Linked DNA regions of Homo sapiens: region 1 is linked to region 2. A link is an interaction called in ENCODE POLR2A ChIA-PET data of the cell type or tissue named here. Cell type or tissue: Panc1. All regions are shown on one strand. Each heading gives the region's core, and the rest is flanking DNA. Links, peaks and the distances in the headings are about the cores only. Region 1 overlaps SDK2 (sidekick cell adhesion molecule 2). Region 2 overlaps LINC00511 (long intergenic non-protein coding RNA 511).

Region 1 (5,369 bases), core at 85-5,084, 760 kb before region 2:
TTAGCTGGGTGTGGTAGTGGACGCCTACTCGGGAGGCTGAGGCAGGAGAATCGCTTGAACCCAGGAGGCGGAGGTTTCAGTGAGCTGAGATCGCGCCATTGCACTCCAGCCTGGGCAACAATAGTGAAAATCCACCTCAAAACGATAATATTAGTAATCCACTTAGTCAATAAATAGGTCAGGCACCTACATGCTCTGTTATTTTACTTAAAGCTCATAGCATCCCTGCCTAAGATGCTGTGGACACCCTCACTCGGCAGAACAAACTGAAGCCAAGTTAAGGGACATGCCGGGGCCGGCGCCATCACTGGGTCTGAGCCCAGCCTATTGGCTGCAAGGCCTGTCTTTCACTGGTGACTGGCGTGCTCGATGGACATGGGAAATGACACTAACCCCGGCTCCCAGGGAGGCTGGCAGTCAGGAGTATTTGGATTCGCGAAGCACAGAGTGCAAACCCCCACCTCCTGAAAGCTGGCTCAAGCGTCCCCTCTAGTTGCTGTGATTTGGGGTGCTGAGGCATCCTCACTTTTGCCCTAAAAAGCTTGGTGGACTGGGCATAGTGGTTCATGCCTATAATCCCAGCACTTTGAGAGGCCAAGGTGGGAGGATCACTTGAGGCCAGGAGTTCGCGACCAGCCTGGGCAACATAATGAGACCCTGTCTCTACAAAAATTTAAAAATTAGCCAGGCATGATGGTGCACACCTACAGTCTTAGCTACTTGGAAGGCTGAAAGTGGCAGGACGGCTTGAACCCAGGAGGTCGAGGCTACAGTGAGCCATGATTGTGCCTGAGCAACAGAGCAAGACCTTGTCTTAAAAAAAAAAAAAAAATTGTGGCAGATATAGGTGCTGGAGGGCCATGTGAGCTCCTGGCTGAACCCCAGAGGTGGAGCTGGAGTGGGGCTCAGGTGGAGGACCTGGTCAAAAGTGTGTCCCCGCAACTCTGGGCTTTTGGTATTTTTATGGAAGCACTTCCTGAAAAAGGATATAATTCTAGTCCCATGGGATGCTGCATAAGGGAATAGCAATGGAGCCGAAACATATTTGGGGTGCAGAGGTTACATTAAACAGGATGGCGAGTGTTCTCTTTTCTGTAGATGCTGATGATGGACCCTGTGGCTACTCAGTAGACACAGACAGTAGTAGCTTTTCCCAAACATACTGAACCATGGAGCCGTTCTCCCTGAGAACAGCAGGCAGGACCGTGCTGTGAGAAACACAGCATGGGCAATGTGGTTGTGTGGGCTGGGGGTGCATTTCAGCCTGACCTCAAGGAGTGAGGCCCCTACCCAGGGTCCCGGGGCCCAGGCCACGGCCGCTTCCCCTTCCCCATGGCCTCCAGTGCCCTCGGTGGGCCCTGTGCCCAGTCCCCACTTGCTGTGCCTCCCCCAGGAGTCAGCAAGATCGTGACCGTGGACGTGAAGGGGAACAGCCCCCTGTGGCTGAAGGTGAAGGACCTGGCGGAGGGGGTGACCTACAGGTTCCGCATCAGAGCCAAGACCTTCACCTACGGGCCGGAGATCGAAGCCAACGTCACCACGGGCCCCGGAGAAGGTAGGAGAGCAACGGACCAGGCATGTCTTCCACACGGCGGTTCAGCGTCCCCAGTCAGAAGGGGCCCCCGGTGTCAAGAGCTGTGCTGGACCCTGGAAACAGAGTGGAGGACAGAGCTCACTCTTTCCCCTGGTGCCCAGTGACCCCTCCCCCCGCTCCCTCCTCCCGGGCTCCACGCTTTGATTAATGTGTCCTCAGGTTCCTCAAGCCACAAACCCTGGAGCAGCGCCCCCTCCTCTCCCACTTAGGCCCAGCCCACAGGCCTGGCCTGGCCACTGCGCCTGCTTCGTTCTTTCTCTCCCTGCTAATTGCATGGCCTCCTTTACTTCCGTCCTGGAAGGATGCAGCCTGGCAGGTGCCCCTGCCTTTCGCCCAGCCAGAGCCATCTTCCCACGCCCCTGAACCACCCCTACCCTCCAGGCAGCGGTTCTCAGAGCAGGGCGCACTAAAATGCACGTTCCCAGGGTGGATGCTCCGAGGGGTTGATTTCCTGGGGCTGAGGTGGGACCTGGCAGTCTGCACTTAGACAAAAGCCCCTGGAGGCCGTGACAAAGTGGCACCTTGAGAAACACCTGATGGAGCAGGTCACCTATTCACAGCCAGGGCCCTGCCTCCCCCACCTCACCACCCACCCCCTCCGCAGAACGCCCTTTTGTGTGTAACTGCCCGCCCCTCACCCCAGGAAGTCTTCCTTAATCTCCTGTATTGTTTCTGTTGTTGTTGTTTGGGCTTTTTTTTTTTTTTTCTGGAGACAGAGTCTCGCTCTGTCATCCAGGCTGGAGTGCAGTGGTGCAATCTCAGTTCACTGCAACCTCCACCTCCCGGGTTCAAGCAATTCTCAAGCTTCAGCCTCCCAAGTAGCTGGGATTACAGGTGATTTCTACCACGACCAGCTAATTTTTGTATTTTTAGTAGAGACAGGGTTTGGCCAGGCTGGTCTCCAACTCCTGACCTCAAGTGATCCACCTGCTGCAGTCTCCCAAAGTGCTGGGATTACAGGCATGAGCCACTGTGCCCAATCGCCTCCTTTAAATGTCCTCTTCACCTCCCTTCCCCTCCCACCCCTCATCCCCCCAGGCATTTGCCATGGTCAAGGTTTAGCCCTCCAAAGTCCCTGTTACTGGTCAGTGTAGAATGTCCTGTCCTGAACACAAAAGTCACCTCCCAGACCACTCTGCTGCCTCCCTCCCTAAGAAGGGGTACAGCCCATCCTGGACTTCCCCTAAAATCCCATCTCCTCCTCTGCCCACCCCCTTCAGCCAAGAATGGCGCAGGCCTCCCCTCCCCAGCAGTCCCAATTAGCCTGACTCAGGAAGAGAGTCTTCCCCTAATGGCTTAGTCTGGCTGCGCTTCACTTTTTCTTTCTGGCCAGTCACTTTCTATTCCCCACAGTCTGGTTCTGCAAAGAAGCCCTGTAGCTCTAGGGCAAACTCAGGACAAAGCCTGCAGGAGGCAGCCCAGGAGCCACCCAGCCGCTGTCCTTTCATCTGCCTCCAGCCCCGCCCCGCGCTGCCTCTCACCTGAGCCAGCTTCCTGGGAAACAAAAGTAGGAGAGAGAGCTGGCAAGCAACTGAGGACCAAGCGTTGGCAGTGGCCTGGGGACAGGAGAGGGCTGTGCGGAGGACAGGCTGTTCTATCCTGAGGCTTGAAGTGTCCCAGGCTGAGAGGTGGGGAGGTGGGAGGAGATAAAGGGCAGAGGGTTCAGAGAAGGTAGTGGAGGGCACTCTGAGAAAGAAAGAACCAGCCGGGTGTGGGGGTTCACGCCTGTAATCCCAACATTTTGGGAGGTGGAGGCGGGTGGATTGCCTGAGCCCAGGAGTTCAAGACCAGCCTGGGCAATACAGCAAAACCCCATCTCTACAAAAATAAAATTATCCAGGCATACTGGTGAATACCTGAAGTCCCAGCTACTCAGGAGGCTGTCGTGGGAGAATCGTTTGAGCCCAGGAGGTGGAGGCTGCAGTGAGCTGTGATCGTGCCCCTGCACTCCCGCCTGGGCAACAGAGTGAGAACGTGTCTCAAAAAAAGAAATAAAGAAGCCATCCTCCCACATGGTGTGGGTGCAGGGGGCGGTCTGCAGGCGGGGAACATGCAGCCAGGCAGTGGCTGGACTCGCTGGAAGCTCCTGGCCCCGGAGAAGGTGCAGGCTCTGTCCTCAGCCCTGAGTACTGTCCTGTGCAGGATGAGTACAGGGTCCTGAGGGCTGCCTGCCCTACCATACTCCCTCAGGCGTGTCCACCCCACCTGACCCCGCAGTTACTCTGCCCTTGTGCTGCAGACAGGCTGCTCCATAGGGAAGGAAGGAAATGGTGCCCTCCAATGCTGTGGGGTGGGCATAGGGGCCAGGCGGGGCTGCCAGGCTGTGTGAGCGATGGGGTGGGCATAGTGGCCGGGTGGGGTTGCCAGGCTGTGTAAGGAGGGCCTGCTGGCCCTCCAGGGCCCTGGGGGAGCATCAGTGTGATGCTAGACTCTGCTCCACAGAGACCCCCCACCAACAAACCAGGTGGCCACCCACTCATGCACTGGTTCCCTCCCTCATCCCCTAAGCACAGAGGAAGCACCTACTGTGTACCCAGCTCTGGGGGTACAGAGCCCCACCTTTGGTGGGGAGCAGGATTGGAGGTGACAGCATGTGGGGTCGGGATTCTGGACGGGCACCCCCAAGAGAAGGGGCTCAGAGCCCCTTGCAGACAGATACCTGGCTCACTCCTCTCATTGCTGGAGTCACCTCCTCTCATCTGCTCCAGCTCCTAGGGCCGGCTCCCTCACTGGCCCACATCCCAGGCTGCTCCTGACGTACCTTCATTCCAGGAGCGCGGCATGGGGCCCAGTCCTTCCTCCCTCCTCCTAGCAGCACAGGCCCCAAGGCCTCCTGGGGCATAAACCCCCTCTCCCCTTGTCTAACCTAATAGGAAATGCAGTTGGGGTTGGGGGATTTTAGGCAGGAATGAGGGAGGGCGGACATCATATCACCTACCAGGAGGGAGAAACTGGACTCTTCAGCCCCGCTCCGACCAACCCCCTCCTCTCATGGGCCCACTCTGCCATCATCGCACCCACCTCTATTCCCCACCATCCAGGACACAGCCTTCAAGCCTTACCTTCCAAAAGGCCCTTATAGAGGGGGAAACGGAGGCACTGGAAGGCTATGTGAATTGATCAAAATCACCCATCTAACACGTTCTGGGCTGGAACCCAGGTCTCCTGGCTCTACTCCAGGGACCTTTCTGGACCATTCCATTTGTCTTCTGCCCTGGGATTTGGAATATGGAGCATAGGGGTAGCCCAGGGGGACAACAGTCCATCCTGGCAGGCCCAGCCTGAGATGTACTCTCAGGCCGCGACATTTGCAGGGCTTCCTGGCGGCTCTCTGTCCAGGGTTGGTTTTGTCACCCAGTGTTCCTCCTCGAGCCCAGGGTGACGGGCTGGGTGGCTGTTCTGGGTTCCATACATCCCTCGCCTCTGTGTGCTGTCTGCAGGTGCCCCAGGACCGCCTGGCGTGCCCATCATCGTGCGGTACAGCTCTGCCATCGCCATTCACTGGTCCAGCGGAGACCCGGGCAAAGGGCCCATCACCCGCTACGTCATCGAGGCCAGACCTTCAGGTGCGCCCCGCCCTGCTGGGCTGAGACCCCACAGCTCATTATCTCCCTTCTTCCTGGGTCCCTCCACTTGGGGCACTTGCCTCTGTCCTCCGCCTGAGAAGGCGCTTGTGCTACTACAGGTGAAGTCACCTGGCCCTGTTGAGGAGTGGGAAACTGGGTTGGGGGGCTCCTAGAGCTGGACTCCTAGCTAAGTAACCCCCAGGAGGCCC
Region 2 (5,369 bases), core at 182-5,181:
ATGTCAAGTTGAGGAAATCCCCTTCTATTTCTAGTTTGTTGAGTGTTTTATAATGAAAATGTGTTGAATTTTGCTAAATGTGTTTTCTGTGTCAATGGAGATGATCATGTGATTTTTGTCCTTTGTTCAGTTAATATGGTGTGTCACATTGATTTTTCTATGTTAAACCATCTTTGCATTCCTGAGATAAATTTCACTTGGTCATGGTGTCTGCTCTTTTTATATGTTGCTGGATTTAGTTTGACAATATTTTGTTGATGATTTTTGCATCTACTCATAAGGAATATTGGTCTGTGTTTTTCTTTTCTTGTGGTGTCTTTGTCTTGTTTTAGTATCAAGGTAATAATACTGGCCTCATAGTATGAATTGGGAAGTTGTCCCTCCTCTTCTATTTTTTTGGAAGAGCTTGTAAGGGATTAGAGTTAATTCCTCTTTAAATGTTTGGTAGCATTCATCCACGAAGCCATCTGGTCCTAGGCTCTGCTTCATGTGGTTTGGTTTTGTTTTAACTAATTCAGTCTCTTTTTACTTGTTATGGGTCTGTTTAGATATTCTATTTCTTCTTGACTCAAATACTTTTTGAAAATAGGTAGGTTAAAAGTCAACTTGTCAAAGTAATTAAAGAGTTGTTCTTTTCATTTGAAATGATTGCTGTTGGTAGTGTTGAACTTCCACTGTGGTTTTGAGTGTTAAAACCGTGGAATGAGAGCCCCCTGCACTTCAGGGCCTGGCGTGATGCTCCTCATTAATGTCATGCTAGAAAGCTCACTGTCTATCTCTGAATCCCAGTTTCCTCATCTGCAAAATGGGCTTAATCACATCATCCTTAAAGGTTGTCAAGGGGATCAGGTGAGACATCCATCTCATGCCTAGCATATAGTAGACCCTCAATAATGATGATCTGTTTTCTCTAGCAATATATATCTGATACTCACCCACTAGGCGCTGGGGACCCTTCTAGGGACTAAGGATACAGTGAGCAAAAGCAGAGACCCTGGTGGTTACATTCTAATGGAGGAGAGATCAAAATAAACAAACACATAGAAAGGGTCTAAGGAAGTCTTTGCCTGATTTTTAAGCCAACAGAGACATGGGCACAGCAGTCAGGCAGGTGCAGCTCCCATGTGTGATTTTTAATGATCAGAGCTAGGCTGGAGAACCTGATTGTCCTGGGACCAGGTGGGCTTGCCTGAGCTCTCAGTTCCCCCTTTCAGTTTAGCTCTAGGGACAGTCTTCTGAGGCCAAGTTAGGATCTATAGAGCAAGACTAGCAGGACTACTTCTGAGACTCAGTGTCCAGGCCTTACAGACTTTAGATAAATTAGCAGCTGACTCCAGAAACCTGGGCCCATGGCTCTTGCCCACCAGTCAGTGGCTTGTTCTGAGGACAAGGTGGAGAAAGTGGCCAGGAGCATGACTCTGTTGGGGGCTTTTCCTGTGCTCAGTGGAGGCCTCTTCCCCTATTCAGTGGGGGCTCTTATAATCAGTGGGGGCTCTTATAATCAGTGGGTGGCTCTTCCTATACTTAGTGAGGTTCTTCCCCTTTTCGGTGGGGGCCTCTTCCCCTATTCAGTGGAGATCTCTTCTCATACTTGGTGGCGGGGGTGGGGATGCGGGTTCTTCCCATAGTCAGTGGGGGGCTCTTCCCATGGTCAGTGGGGGGCTCTTCCCAAAGTCAATGGGGGGCTCTTCCCATAGTCAGTGGGGGGCTCTTCCCATGGTCAGTGGGGGGCTCTTCCCAAAGTCAATGGGGGCCTCTTCCCATAGTCAGTGGGGGGCTCTTTCCATGGTCAGTGGGGGGCTCTTCCCAAAGCCAATGGGAGGCTCTTCCCATAGTGGGGGGCTCTTCCCATATTCACTGGGGGGCTCTTCCCACAGTCAGTGGAGGGGGGCTCTTCTCATATTAACTAGGGGGGCTCTTCCCATATTCACTGCGGGGCTCTTCCCATGGTCAGTGGGAGGGCTCTTCTCATATTAACTGGGGGAGACTCTTTCCATTCAGTGGGGGGCTCTTCCCATGGTCAGTGGGGGGCTCGTCTCATAATCAAAGGGGGGCTTTTCCCATATTCACTGGGGGGCTCTTCCCATGGCCAGTGGGGGGCTCTTCCCATAGTCAGTGGGAGGGGTCTTCTCATATTAACTGGGGAGGCTCTTCCCATTCAGTGGGGGGGCTCTTCTCATAATCAAAGGGGGGCTCTTCCCATGGTCAGTGAGGGGTCCCTCCCCTCTTCAGTGGGGGTTTCTTTCTCTTTTCAGTGGAGATCTCTTCCTATACTCAGTGGGGGCTCTTCTCTTGTTTCTCCTGTATCCCAGTTCACAGGGCACTGTGTTAGAAGGTGACAGGGAAGTGGGAGGCACCTTTTACGGCATGGTGGGAGAAGGCTCTTCTAGGGAGGTGACACTGGGCAGAGAACCAAGTGGTAGGAGTGAGCCAGACATGCAAAGCTCCTGGGCACAGGAGGGTGTCCCAGGCAGAAGTGATGCCTCATTGGTACATTTGAGAAGCAGTAATGGTCTTATGGTCTTTTCTGCCTCCTTTACTCCCTCCCTGTGTCTTTTTTTTTTTTTTTTTTTTGAGACGGAGTCTTACTCTGTCACCCAGGCTGGAGTGCAGTGGTGCGATCCCAGCTCACTGCAACCTCAGCCTCCCGGGCCCAAGAGATTCTCCTGCCTCAGCCTCCCGAGTAGCTGGAATTACAGGCACCCACCACCACACATGGCTAATTTTTGTATTTTTAGTAAAGATGAGGTTTCACCATGTTGGCCAGGCTGGTTTTGAACTCCTGACCTCAAGTGATCCACCTGCCTCAGCCTCCCAAAGTGCTGGGATTACAGGGGTGAGCCACCCCGCCCGGCCTCTCCCTGTGTCTTTTTACTCAACCTTTCTAAATCTCATGCAGACTCCGTCTTCCTCAGAGCCCGCTGGTGTTGGGAGAAACAAAACAACCTGTGCTTTCCAGCCTGTGGCTCCTTAGAGACAAAATCTCTTAGTCAGGTATGGAGCCCCGAGTCCTTGAGCTCCACTGCCGGTTGTCCAAGACAAAAAGCTTTAGAGGCATCAAAGACCACTTCTTTGCTGAGATGGATCAGAATTGGCCTGAAAACCTGTTTGCCTTTCCAGAGAGTTTTCTTTTTGGTTTATTTAGTGGCTAGCGGCAGTCTCTCCAAGGGAAACCACTGGATTTATTAATGAGAAAATGAAGGCTTGTGTTTAAGCCTCGTCTCTGGTAAGTTGCGTGATGCGGAGGGGCAGATGTTTACAGTGGCTCCCCGAGGGTGCAGGCCTCGCCCTGGCAGGTGGCTGGGTTTCTGCCATGCTACGGTCCTATGCTCACCTGCCATGTCCTCTGAGGTCATCGGATGTGGCTTAACCTCAGCTTTCAAGGACAGAAGGCAACTCTTCTAGCACCGGCCATGACCCTGACATTTCCTGCTTCCCGGAACCGTCTGTGCTTCTCTACCAGAAGAGCTCTCTACCCAGGGACATGTCAGCCAGGTGGAGGGGTCAGGCAGTGATCTGCAGGGCGAGAGGGTTAGTCCCTGGGATACCCATCAGGTCCTATTCCTGGGTAATCTGACTAAAGTCTTATTTTCTTCGGATGCAAAATCTCACCTGGGCTAGGACAGATTAGCTTGAAGATCTGTGGAGGTGCAGCTTCTGGCACCAGAACTTTAGATGCTGGATGAATATTGACAGGGACTTAGTATGGAGGGAGGTGTGTTATCTTTAGTGCTGGGCTTAGGAACTGGGCTCACTAAAGTGAGGGCTTCAGCAACAAATTGGGCTGGTCATCTCTGTAGGACATCTCCTGCAGGGTGGCTGATTTCTGTCAAAAGCTCAGTGGCTGATTCCTCTCCCCAGGGAGACCCGCAGTAGGGCCCCATAAGCAGGTTTTGGCTTCCTGGCTTAGTTGATTTAGAACAGGTCTATTAGGTTGAACTGAATGACATGTCCTACCTTCTTTGGATAGCCTGGGCTGCTGATAGGCCCACTGTCAGGCAGGCTACCCTAGGTCTTGGTGGTTGCTGCTGCCTCGCTGTGTGACCTTGGGTGAGTTGCTTTCCCTCTCTGGGCTTCACTTTCTACCTCTGTAAAATGAAGGGTTGGATAGATTTCTTAAGAATGTGCCTTTCACTTCTAGGCTGAAGGATCAGATCCTTATTATCTCTCCCTGCCCTGGGCCTGACACCTAGAAGCCTCTCAATAAACCTTTCATTGAATGAGTGAATGAATAAATGAATAACAATGTGATGGTTTGTTATTTTTTTCATCAGCTGTGTTTTTTCTACAGAGCCCATGGAACAGACTTACGGCGTATGACCTCATCGGAGACTTGTACATGGGGCCAACCCCCATTTTCCCACAGGAAACCCACACTCTAATTAAGGGCTGACCCTGAACTTGAATCTGAGTCTTCTCTTTCTTCAACAGAGAGCCATCTCTCCAGCCCAGCTGGCAAGGAGACAGGTGATGTTACAGGAAAAAATACACAGCTTGTGCCCTTGGAATTACCAGAGTTCAAAGCCTGTTCAGCATCTACCCACCATGTGACCCGGGTCGAATTCTTCAGTTTCTCTAAGCCCATTTTCTCATCTGTAAGATGGGGAAGTGTAATCAGTTCTGAACCCACATATACCTCACTGGGCTTGAACAGGCCTGAGCAGGCATGTGGGGCTTTACTAGCTAGCCATCCTTTCTGCCGCTCTCCCTCATTCTCCTTCAAGCCCCCCAAAGTCCTTGGTGGAGGAGGAAGTGGAGACAGAACGTTTGGTGTTGGGTGAGGTACGTGAGGAGGCTGATTTCAGAACCTCCAGGAAACAAAGCTTTAGTGTTCCGAGGGCAGTGCCCGCCTGTGCCTCCTCCTCACAGGGGGTAGTAGGAGTGGGGTGGGGCCGAGGCATTTCCCAGCACAGCTCAATCACATCTCCTGCGCCTGCCCTTGTGACCTGCTCACTGGAAAGGAAGAAATGACCGAGGGAGAAGGGAGGGCATTTGAGGTGAGTGCCTGAACTGATGTCTTGGAGAATATTTGCATGACAAAGCTTCTTGCAAAATCTGGGTAGGACTTCCAGTTAACCCCCTGGAGGAGGCTTGGGGAAGTTGTGCTCTGAACCCACACACACCAGGTCGCCTTTCTGTGTTGCCCTATTTGGTTTCGCTAGTTCTGCCACAGGGAGAAGGTGTGTTCTGGATGGGTCCCCTCCCTCTGTCACCTGGTGCTGGCACTTCTGGGTGTCTGGGTCTTTCTGAAGCCATTTCATTCACGTTTCCCCTGGATGTGAGACTGTGTTGTGTTTGTTCTGACTGTCCTCTTGTAGAAGAGACGGTAGCTTTGCTTTTCTCTCCATCATACCCCTGGAATGCACTTC

The links. Peaks named below come from ENCODE experiments on the same cell type or tissue, not always from the same donor. Only the 100,000 strongest peaks of a DNase experiment are listed, where the experiment ranks them.
Region 1: POLR2A ChIA-PET joins it to region 2 with 8 read pairs; 2 of 35 experiments call an interaction of 5 or more read pairs at or near these places.

What each region holds. Positions count from the first base shown.
Region 1 is chr17:73,357,870-73,363,238 of GRCh38, reverse strand. SDK2 (sidekick cell adhesion molecule 2) reads left to right here. Exons shown (of 45, transcript NM_001144952.2): 39 at 1,394-1,555; 40 at 5,035-5,160. Among named protein-coding and RNA genes, the nearest start is that of CDC42EP4, 49 kb to the right of the region's middle. RefSeq lists an enhancer at 1,510-2,181. In Panc1, for the core only: no CTCF peak of the experiment used is centred there; no DNase peak of the experiment used is centred there.
Region 2 is chr17:72,602,731-72,608,099 of GRCh38, reverse strand. It overlaps LINC00511 (long intergenic non-protein coding RNA 511), which reads left to right. Exons shown (of 5, transcript NR_033876.1): 4 at 4,292-4,997. Among named protein-coding and RNA genes, the nearest start is that of LINC00673, 13 kb to the right of the region's middle. RefSeq lists an enhancer at 4,296-5,263. In Panc1, for the core only: no CTCF peak of the experiment used is centred there; no DNase peak of the experiment used is centred there; H3K4me3 peaks cover 4 bases; H3K27ac peaks cover 2,681 bases.